Regions from separate parts of the Homo sapiens genome. Here region 2 is linked to region 1. The links are chromatin loops, found by intact Hi-C in ENCODE. Cell type or tissue: endothelial cell of umbilical vein. All regions are shown on one strand. Links, peaks and the distances in the headings refer to the core of each region. The heading gives the core; the rest is flanking DNA. Region 1 has its middle 77 kb from the start of MIR10522. Region 2 has its middle 65 kb from the start of MYO10.

What was found. A loop is a pair of places that touch in the nucleus more often than their neighbours do. Peaks named below come from ENCODE experiments on the same cell type or tissue, not always from the same donor. Only the 100,000 strongest peaks of a DNase experiment are listed, where the experiment ranks them.
Region 2: it touches region 1 in a loop (5-fold over the local background); 1 of 110 quality-filtered maps calls a loop at or near these places.

The regions. Positions count from the first base shown.
Region 1 is chr5:17,076,786-17,082,165 of GRCh38, forward strand. No RefSeq gene overlaps it. Among named protein-coding and RNA genes, the nearest start is that of MIR10522, 77 kb to the right of the region's middle. In endothelial cell of umbilical vein, for the core only: no CTCF peak of the experiment used is centred there; DNase peaks (open chromatin) are centred at 1,146 and 2,946; H3K27ac peaks cover 3,654 bases.
Region 2 is chr5:16,999,094-17,004,473 of GRCh38, forward strand. No RefSeq gene overlaps it. Among named protein-coding and RNA genes, the nearest start is that of MYO10, 65 kb to the left of the region's middle. In endothelial cell of umbilical vein, for the core only: no CTCF peak of the experiment used is centred there; DNase peaks (open chromatin) are centred at 1,398 and 2,548; H3K27ac peaks cover 2,462 bases.

The sequences.
Region 1 (5,380 bases), core at 320-5,319:
TTGCAGTCCCTGCTACTTGGGAGGCTGAGGCATGAGAATTGCTTGATCCTGGGAGGCAGAGGTTGCAGTGAGTCAAGATTGCACCACTGTACTCCAGCCTGGGAGACAGAATGAGACTCTGGGAGACAGAGAGGAAAAATCAGCCTCTGACAATTTGTTTCATGTAATCAAATAAAACGTCTTGATGCACTAAGAGTTCCAGGTTCATTGCTATAGGTTGTAAGAAGATAGAGACATAAAATTCTATTATCATTATTTAGCATTAATTACTTTTTTCTGTACGTTTTTCCTCAGGTGATCTATATCTAGAAACTCCTATTTGGTATTTGGTATGTAGTTAAAAAAAAATAAAAAGTAGGCCAGGCTCATGCCTGTAATTCCAGCATTTTGGGAGGCTAAGGCGGAAGGATCATTTGAGCTCAGGAGTTTGAGATCAGCCTGGACAACATGGTGAAACCCTGTCTCTACTAAAAATTCAAAAATTAGCTGGGTGTGGAGGAGCGTGCCTGTAGTACCAGCTACTTGGGAGGCTGAGGTGGGAGGATCCCTTGGGCTTGGGAGGCAGGGTTGAGTTGGCAGTGAGCTGAGATGGCACCACTGCCCCACTGCACCTGGGCGACAGAGTGAGACCCCGTCTCAAAAAAAAAAAAAAAACAACTAATCTCCAAATACTTTTGGAGAAGCGTAAAGAGTTTAATCTGGGGTAATAGAATGGGTACCCTCTGCAGTCCCTCGGACCATCTTGTTTCCATTTACTTGATTAAGAATTAAACATATTGCAGCCATGTGTGAACTTGGCACATTCAAGATTCCTGCTAAAAGTTAGAATTCCTTTGACATCCTACCGCACCCTTTAGAGAAATTTCTAAAGACTTCCTTCCAGCTGTCACCAAAAATGATAAAAGGCCATTTACGGACAGCGTTGCTTTGATTGCCCCTGCCTAAGTGTACAATGGGTAGAAATGCATTTACTGCCATTTCTAGGGCAGTAGAATATTGGAAATAGTAACCTTTTATATGTTCTTTGCCTAAAGGATGGAAGAGGCCATGGCTGTGTACTGACAATATTCTTCTACTGACAAAATGCTGTTGCTTGAGAGTGCAGCTGAGGTTATGCCATTTCTCATAAAGTCAAGTAAAAAGTAAAGCAGTGTTGACTTACTAGCTTATCAACTGAAAGAACGCCTTGTAGCTTCTAGTCTGTAAAGCCTCAACTTATTTCTATTATTTACAAAAAGGATCAGTTTGTTCCAAGCCTTTTGAACTGAAGTGCTGCTGTTCCCTGCAGCAGGAGAGAGGTCACTAAGAGGAAGCCAGAGAATCACACGGATTGCTTCTTCCTCCAGCTCTAGAACTGAGATGGCTCCTCGCCTCCCGAAAAACAATGCGGCTGACTCTAACGAAATTCACTATCACCCACAGGCAGTAGCCAGACACACCTACTTTATTTTCAAAATTAAATTGTTTGATGACAGACAGATAAGGAACAGATGGCAGGGAAGGTGGAGATAATAATAGGTAAGTTTTGTCTTCTGGGTTGATGGGTTTTACCCTATTCCTATCAATGTTGACCAGAAATCAGAACATTATTCATTTATTTTGGAAATTACTTCAGTTGATTAAACAAATGTAATCAGGATAAAAAATAAACCTAAGGAGGCCGGGCGTGGTGGCTCATGCCTGTAATTCCAGTACTTTGGGAGGCCGAGGCGGGTGGATCACAAGATCAGGAGTTTGAGACCAGCCTGGCCAGCATGGTGAAACTCCATCTCTACTAAAAATACAAAAATTAGCCCGGGCATGGTGGTGCGTGCCTGTAACCCAGTTACTCTGGAGGCTGAGATAGGAGAATCGCTTGACCCCAGGAAGCAGAGGTTGCATTGACCTGAGATAGCGCTATTGCACTCCAGCCTGGGCGACAGAGCAAGACTCCATCTCAAAAAAAAAAAAAAAAAAAAAAAAGGAATAATTAACTCATAATCCACTTCTTTAACATGACAACTCAATTTTTTCCCAGTCTTTGTCCATAATAATTCAGATAAAATATTGCTTTTTTACATTTGATAACTAACCGTCATGTCATTTAACCAAATGGTTTGATACAAGGTTTGAAGCTGTAGAGCTTCAATGAAAACATCCATACCTATTAAATGGGACAAAGAGAAAGATTATTTAATGATAAAAGTGTATAAGCCGCAAGAATGTATTACAGTCATGTTTATGCCAAAGCAGGAAAAAAGCCGAATACATAAAGCAAAAACTCATGTCAAGATAACTTAAAAACAAACAAATTATTCTAGGACATTGTAATATATCTCTTTCAGAGTTTACTAGGCCAAGCAGATAAAAATAAGGAAAAATAAGGTTTGAAAAAAATATAATAAACAACCTCAACATTATACATGACTTTATATCCAGCAGAAAATATATGTTCTTTTGTGACTTTGGGCATTTAGATGATTCAGTCATTAATTGGCCACAAAGAAAACATTAACACGTTCCAAATATCGGAAGTGGATGTTCTGGAGGCCATATTCTTAACTCTTATTCCAATAGAACTAGATCAACAATGTATATATAGATACACCAAATTGAAGAAAGCTCCGCTTAAACTAGTAGTAGAACCTAATTTAATGTCATATTTTATTGGCAAGGAATAACAAATGGTTTAGAGCTTATATCAATTTACAGCTTGTGAGTACAGGTACAATCAAGAGTACCAGGTGATTGAGAGATTAAAATTTTATTGATGGATCTCATCTTTAGAGTATCTGCATTAGTCATCAATCCTGTGAAATATTCTCATAGGTTCAGAAAATCTCCGTAAGGAATGAACATTTGGATCCAAACAGATTACAAACCAAAATGAGTCTTCAATGTTATTTCTTGCTTTTCGGTGTGAAGGAAACAAGACCGCTGTAACAATGGAGCTTTTCCAAAAGCTGCGATAAGATCTTCCTTCCGTGTCTGGAACTGCACTCTGAAGCGCTGGACTCTTAATCAGCACAAAGAGGAAACCAAGGCTTCCTTCCCAGGTCAACTGGCTTCCATGGACTGCAAAACTACCTTTTACAAAGCGCTCTGGATGCTGTTAGCCTAGGAACCACTTTCTGTTTCATTCCCCTTGGCATTAGACTAAACAAAGCACTGTGTTTCCATTTTAATATGTGGTCCCTTAAAAGACATTCTTCTCTACATCATAAGGATAAAGCAGCATAGGTTGTGCTTATTCAGCCTGTTCCATCACTATCACGATTATTTACATTAAATTAAAAATATAGTTCACAAGGCAACCAGTGTGGGTTGGCTTGAGAGGGGCAGGAGTTGTCTTTGATGAACGAAATAATTTTAGATAAAGTTACCCTGGTATATCCCTGCTTAGTGACAATAAGAACATTTTATTCGATCCATTCAATAAACCTCAGAAAGGTAGGTTCTGAAGATGTGAGAAGGGTATAGATGGAGGCGTGGGGCTGTCTCTGATTCTGATGTGCAAACAAGCTGTCTGAAGTCTTTCCATATTTTAAATCCCCAGTTGTGAAATGAGATCCATTAGTAAATTGAAGATGGGATGACATTGGCTGGGTGTGAATCATCTCCTGGTAAAACCTTGAGCTTCCAGAAGATGCCACATTGCAAGACATCTAAAAACACCCAGGGGACCGACGATAGCTTTGTTTTAAAATAAAATGGTTACCTTGGAAGATTGGAAAAACTTAAAAGGTGCAGGCTTGCAAGCTCTTGCTTGCATCTTGCAGGCTTAAACACATAGAATTCTATTGCAACAGTGGTGTTGACAGAGCAAGCGTGTTTCCTTGAAACAAGAAGCCGCCCAAATTAATAATTACTACCTGATGAGGCCCTCAAATATTTCCCACTGATTCCTCCTTTTTTTCCTCTCCCTTTCTTGTTTTGGTTTTTGAGACAGGGTCTCTCTGTCACCCAGGCTGGAGTGCAGTGGGCAGGATCACAGCTCGCGACAGCCTCGACTTCCTGGGCTCAAGCAGTCCTCCCACCTCAGCCTCCCGAGTAGCTGGGACTGCAGGTGTGTGCCACCATGCCCGGCTAATTTTTAAATTTTTACTAGATATGGGGTCTCACTGTGTTGCCCAGGCAACATAGTCTTGGAACTCCTGGGCTCAAGGGATCCACCTGCCTCAGCCTCCCAAAGTGCTGGGGTTACAGGCATGAGCCAACCACGCTCCGCCTTTTTCTCTTCCTTTGTACCACCCCCTCACTGAGAGCTCCTGCACACCGGGCCTCTTTTTTTTGGAGTCCTGCTCCTTCATGGTGCAGCAGTGGGAGGCGAGGGTTGGGGAGACAGTGTCCATAATGAGCTCTCAGGTCCCTCAGCTTGGCTCCTGAGCCTACTTCTCCTCCACTGCTGGCCTGGCCAGGCCGTGACATTCAAAAGATGAAAACACCAGGAGGCAGCAACAGAAGGAAGAGGAATTCCCACTCTGCCATCACTCTACCACATTCTTCCATGGAGTGTAAGGTTAGGCCAGACCAGAACGTGGGCTTTCCCTCAACCTCCTTTCTTACAGAGGGGAGCGAGGTTCATTATATTCTTATTGGGAAGAAATCTGGTTTGGAAACTTGTGGAGCTGATTACTAGAGAATGAAAATAATGCCCATGAGCCAGAGTTACTTCTCCCCCTCATTGTTTGCTTATAACATAAAAGAAGAAGTATTTATTGTCTCGTGTGTAGTAATTGAGAACAGATTTGAGAACAGATGCAGGCACACACATGAACTTTTTAAAAAAACTTCCTGCAGTTATTTTATTTTATTTTTTTTCAGATGGAGTCTCACTCTGTTGCCCAGGCTGGAGTGCAGTGGCGCGATCTTGGCTCACTGCAAGCTCCACCTCCCGGGTTCATGCTGTTCTCCTGCCTCAGCCTCCCAAGTAGCTGGGACTACAGGAGCCTGCCACCACGCCAGGCTAATTTTTCGTATTTTTTAGTAGAGACAGGGTTCCACCGTGTTAGCCAGGATGGTCTCGATCTCCTGACCTCGTGATCTGCCTACCTATTAGAATAGCCCAGCCAAGGAAGCTTTTCTAATGTCTAAAATAGCAGAAGCCAGGTGCGGTGGCTCACGCCTGTAATCCTAGCACTTTGGGAGGCTGAGGTGGGAGGATCGCTTGAGCCCAGGAGTTCAAGACCAGCCTAGGCAACATAGTAAAACCCTGTCTCTACAAAAATTAGCAGGGCATGGTTGGTGGCACATGCCTGTAATCCTAGCTACTGGGGAGGCTGAGGTGGGAGGATTGCTTGAGCCCGGGAGGTCAAGGCTACCTTGAGCCAAGATAGTATGCCACTGAACTCCCCCCTAGGCAATAGAATGAGACCTGTCTCTAAATAAGTAAAATAATGCC
Region 2 (5,380 bases), core at 149-5,148, 78 kb before region 1:
AATGGATTTAAGGAGAAAAAGGTATAGGTTTCTTTGTTTTAGCAACCCACTGCCCTTATCATGATTAATACATTTATTTATTTATTTGAGACGGAGTCACACTCTGTTACCCAGGCTGGAGTGCAGTGGTGCAATCTCGGCTCACTGCAAGCTCCACCTCTCGGGTTCACGCCATTCTCCTGCCTCAGCCTCCCGAGTAGCTGGGACTACAGGCGCCCGCCACTACGCCCGGCTAATGTTTTGTATTTTTAGTAGAGACACGGTTTCACCGTGGTCTCGATCTCCTGACCTCGTGATCCACCGGCCTCGGCCTCCCAAAGTGCTGGGATTACAGGCATGAGCCACCGCACCCGGCCAATTACATTTATTAAAACCATCGAAATAGCAAAGAACAAATTAGGAGAGACAGAAGGTATAATGGTGGTTGCTAGGCCTAGGTTGGGGGATAGGAATTTGAATTTAAGAGATACACAGTTTAAATTTGGGAAGATGAAGCAAGTTCTGGAGATAAATGGTGGTGATGGTTGCATAGCAGTGTGAATGTACTTAATGCTGCTGAGTTGTATAATTAAAAATGGCTAAAACTGTATATTTTATATATGCATGTTGTACCACAATAAGGTAGGGAAAAAAAAAAAAAAAGGCCGGGCACGATGGCTCACGCCTGTAATCCCAGCACTTCGGGAGACTGAGGTGGGCGGATCACCTGAGGTCAGGAGTTTGAGACCAGGCTGGCCAACATGGCAAAACCCCATCTCTACTACAAATACAGAAAAAGTAGCTGGGCATGGTGGCGGGAGCCTGTAATCTCAGCTACTTGGGAGGCTGAGGCAAGAGAATTGCTTGAACCCTGGAGCTGGGTGACAGAGCAGGACTCCGTCTCAGAAAAAAAAAAAAAAATTAGCTGGGTCTGGTGGTGCATGCCTGTAATCCCAGCTGCTTGGGAGGCTGAGGCAGGAGAATCGCTTGAACCCAGGAGGTGGAGGTTGCAGTGAGCCAAGATCGTGCCAGTGCATTCCAGCCTGGGCGACAGAGTGAGACTCCGTCTGCAAAGAAAAAAAAGAAAAATTAACAAAAAAAAAAAAAAAAAAAAAAAGAGAAAAAAAAGAATAATGCTAGAATTGGCCAGAAGAAGCTCCCAATTGAATTCACTAGAAAGTTTGTCGTTTGAGTCTTAGTAGAAAATAAGTAACAGTCTTCTTGAAAGAAATGTCAGGTCTATCTCCGCAGAAAGAAATGAGAGGAAAAAAAAATCGTAACAGCTTAGCATTTATAGGGTATACAACAGGGAGTAAAACACATATGAAAAATATCATGATAGAAGGCCTTTATTTAAAAGTGTGGTTGAAGGCTGCTGACTCACTGGATAACTGAAGTATTTGTGGCTTGAGTAATGGCTAAGCCAAGAATCCTGGAGTCAGTGAGACTCTTTCTTCCTTGGAAAAAGAAAAAAAGGAAAGATCAAGTAAATTCTATCCCATTCTGTCTTAGATATTTTGTTCAACAATGATTTTGACCAATCCCAAATTCCTCAAATGAGGGAGGAATGTTCCGTGTTTTTGTAACCTTGATTAACTGTGATATTATTCCAAGAAAGAAGCAGTATCCAGATGGGGCAGGAGGCACAAGGAAAGAGCTAAATTGGGAATTCATTTTTTGTTCCCAGTCAGATGATGGGTGTCTTATGTATGGGGTCAATGCCACATCTGATCTCATCCCGAGAAAATACTCTTTAACTAGCTGGGCAAAATGTCTGTACTGAAGTGGGAAGTAATTTGATTGACTAAACATCTGAAAGCTGTGGCTCACACCTGTAATCCCAGCACCTTCAGAGGCCGAGGCAGGTGGATCATCTGAGGTCAGGTGTTCAAGACCAGCCTGGCCAACATGGCGAAACTCCATCTCTACTAAAAATACAAAAATTAGCCAGGTGTGGTGGTAGGTTCCTGTAGTCCCAGCTACTTGGAAGGCTGAGGCACGAGAATCACTTGAACCCAGGAATTGGAGGTTGCAGTGAGCCAAGATTGTGCCACTGCACTCTAGCTTGGGCTTCAGGGAGAGACTCTGTCTCAAAACAAAAAATAACAACAACAAAAAACAAACAAACAGAAAACCCCCAAAACATCTGAAGACAATCTTACAGTCTTCTGCTATGGTATTTTATCTTACATTATTCTGATACTGATTATTTATCTTCCTAAGGTTGCCTTTATTTCATAGTGTTTTTTGGCATGAATAAAGTGATCACTTATGAATCAAGTGCTTGGAACTGCAATGGCCCAGAGACGCAGCTTTCTGCAAAGTCCACACCTACTAGGTTAGCAAGGCTCTAGTTATCTTAGGGAGGTTGTTGAGCATGGTCAAGTGAAGATGTTCTGGAAGCAGCTTTCCTGGGTATGAATCCCAGGTCTGCCCCTTATGAGAGACCTTGGACACTGACCCACATCTCTGTGTTTCAGTTTCTCTTCTCTAACATGAGAATGATCAGACTAGGCCTTACGTCAAAGGACTGTAATGAAAATATTATTTAAAACATAAGTACTCGGAACAGTGCCCAGTGTATAGGAAGTGGGCTATAAAAGTTGGCTATTATGACTATTAATCATCGATTCTTTGGAGGAAGACATGGCTAAAACAGTGAGACTGAAAGCTGTTTGGTAATTCTATAGCTTGGGAATCAGAAACCATTCATCATTTGCATTGGGGAGTTTGAAACTCCTGGCTACTATAAGCATGTAGAGCTGAAAATAAAATATTGGTGTTAATGAATTGTTCATGCATTCATTCATTTATTGATTCACCATGTGTCAGGAATTGGAGAAACCAAATCAATTATGGCATGATCACCGACCTAATGATGCTCGGTCTAGTGGTAGAAACACTCACATGAACAGATTATTATGCAACATGGAGGTGCAAAGATGGAGATATACACAAGGTAGTACTGAAATATGATGGAGGGGAACTTTAGCTCAGGGTGGGGAAGAGGAAAGAGTCATAATTCTTTGAGGAAGTAATCCCAGAACATACCTCCTTTGTCAAATAAGAAATTAATTCTTAAAAATCTGTAAATGTTTCAGTCTGTGTCTTCAAAATATAAGGATTTTCTCTTTCAACATAATCAAAATACCATTATTATTTCTAAAACAAATGACAATTGTTGCTTAACTATGATAAAAATATCCGGGGGTTTTCAATCTCCTCATCTATGTAATTTTTCTTTTAGTTGGTTTGTTTGAATCAAGAAGTATATAAGGTCACCTTGTGATGAGTAGTTGTCTCTTAACCTATGTAGTTTTCCTTTTTTTTTGGGTGACAGGATCAGGGTTTCACTCTGTTGCCCAGGCTGGAGTGCAGTGGCATGATCATAGCTCACTGCAGCCTTGAACTCCTGGGCTCAAGTAATCCTTCTGTTTTAGTCTCCCAAGTAGCGGGGACTATAGGCACACACCACAACATGAGGCTAAATTTTTAAATTTTTTTGTAGAGACAGGGTCTCGTTATGTTTCCCAGGCTGGTCTTGAACTCCTGGGCTCAAGCCATCCTCTTGTCTTGTCCTCCTTATAAGCATGAGCCAATGTGCCTGGCACTTTTTCTTTTTCTTAATTCCTTGTAACTCATTTGCCGAGGAAACTGGATTATTTATCTTGCAGAGTTTTTCATAAATGAGTTTTGCTGATGGCATCTCCTTGGTGTTCTATAACATTTTTCTCTCTTATATTTCCTATAAATATCTATTTAGGTCTAGACGCTTGTTCAGATTCAAGCTGTTTTTGAGGGAGTGGGGTAGGGCAAGACTACTCTGTAGACAGTGCGGGGCATTGCCAGCAGGAGACGTGCAATATCTGGTTGTCTCTACTTTTGAGATGCTCTCAACCCTTCATGCTCAATGGGCAGGTCCCTCCATTTATTGGGGTTATAAAGTGGTCCTATTCAAATTCTATCATTTCTTTAGCTGGGATCTATAAGAAGAAACTTCTCTCACTTATTCTTTGCTTATTCAGTGGTGTTCCTAGTACTTCCAGGAAGGGCATGACAGTTCCTGATTGAAAATTCTTTTTTTTTTTTTTTTTTTTGAGACGAAGTCTCGCTCTGTTGCCCAAGCTGGCGTGCAGTGGCATGATGCTCACTACAACCTCCACCTCCCAGGTTCAAGCAATTCCCCTGCAGCCTCCCGAGTAGCTGGGACTACAGGCACGCGCCACGATGCCTGGCTAATTTTTGCATTTTCAGTAGAGATGGAGTTTCACTATGTTCTTGATTGAAAATTCTATTCACAGTGCCCATGTGGCATCCCAGGGCTCTAAACCTTTAAAGTCAAAATTCTATCCAGTGTATAATTTTTCTAAGGCAGTAAGGTGAATGGAAGCATTTTTATAAAAACTTGTCATGGGAAGAATTTTTTTTTTTTTTTGCTGTAATATAGCTTTAAAAACACTCTAGCATACCCCCAAGCTTTTAGTAAAAGTAGTTGTTTTATTTTAACAGCAATTAGAAAAGATAATCCTGCTAAACTGAAATCCTAGACTACATCTGATATCATTTTAGTTTTCAGTGACCTACTTAGTGCATGGCACGATTTACAGTTGAGGTTTATTGCTTTAGCAAAATAATGCTTTGGTCATTCACTTAGAAAAAAAACCCTTTCAACTTTATTCTCTAGTATGGAGTGAAACCTTTAACACTCAAAATTAGTTCAAGGTTAAGTCATTATTAAAACAATTTTGTACCTCAAGTCTCAAACAGAAGTACCTATTAGACATGATGCATACAGAGTTTATGTTTCTTAAAAGACTAGGGAAGAGGCGGGGCGTGGTGGCTCACACCTGTAATCCCAGCACTTTGGGAGGCCTAGTTGGGTGGATCACCTGAGGTCAGGGGTTCGAGAGCAGCCTGGCCAACATAGTGAAACCCCGTCTCTACTAAAAATACAAAAATTAGCTGGACATGGTGGCAGGTGCCTGTATTCCCAGCTACTTGGGAGGCTGAGGCAAGAGAATCGCTTGAACCCGGGAGGCAGAGGTTGCAGTGAGCCGAGGTCGCGCCATTGCACTCCAGCCTGGGCGACAAGAGTGAAACTTCGTCTCTTAAAAAAAAAAAAAAAGACAAGAAAAGAATACATTCCCACCACTGTATACAGGATGTGTAAACTACATACACATACACACAACACCCCCCTCCCCAAACACCCACACACACGCAGGTTAACTTAAAATAGAACATTAAAGAAACATTGCACTGTGGATATTTTGTAAACGTCCCTTTTAAGTCTAGTCCCAAGGGAAATCAGCTGTTTGCTTTTGGTTGGTGACATAAAGCATTAATAGTAGTAGAAATAAGGGTCACCTCTGAGCTGTGAGGTGGACTCGGGTGTGACCTT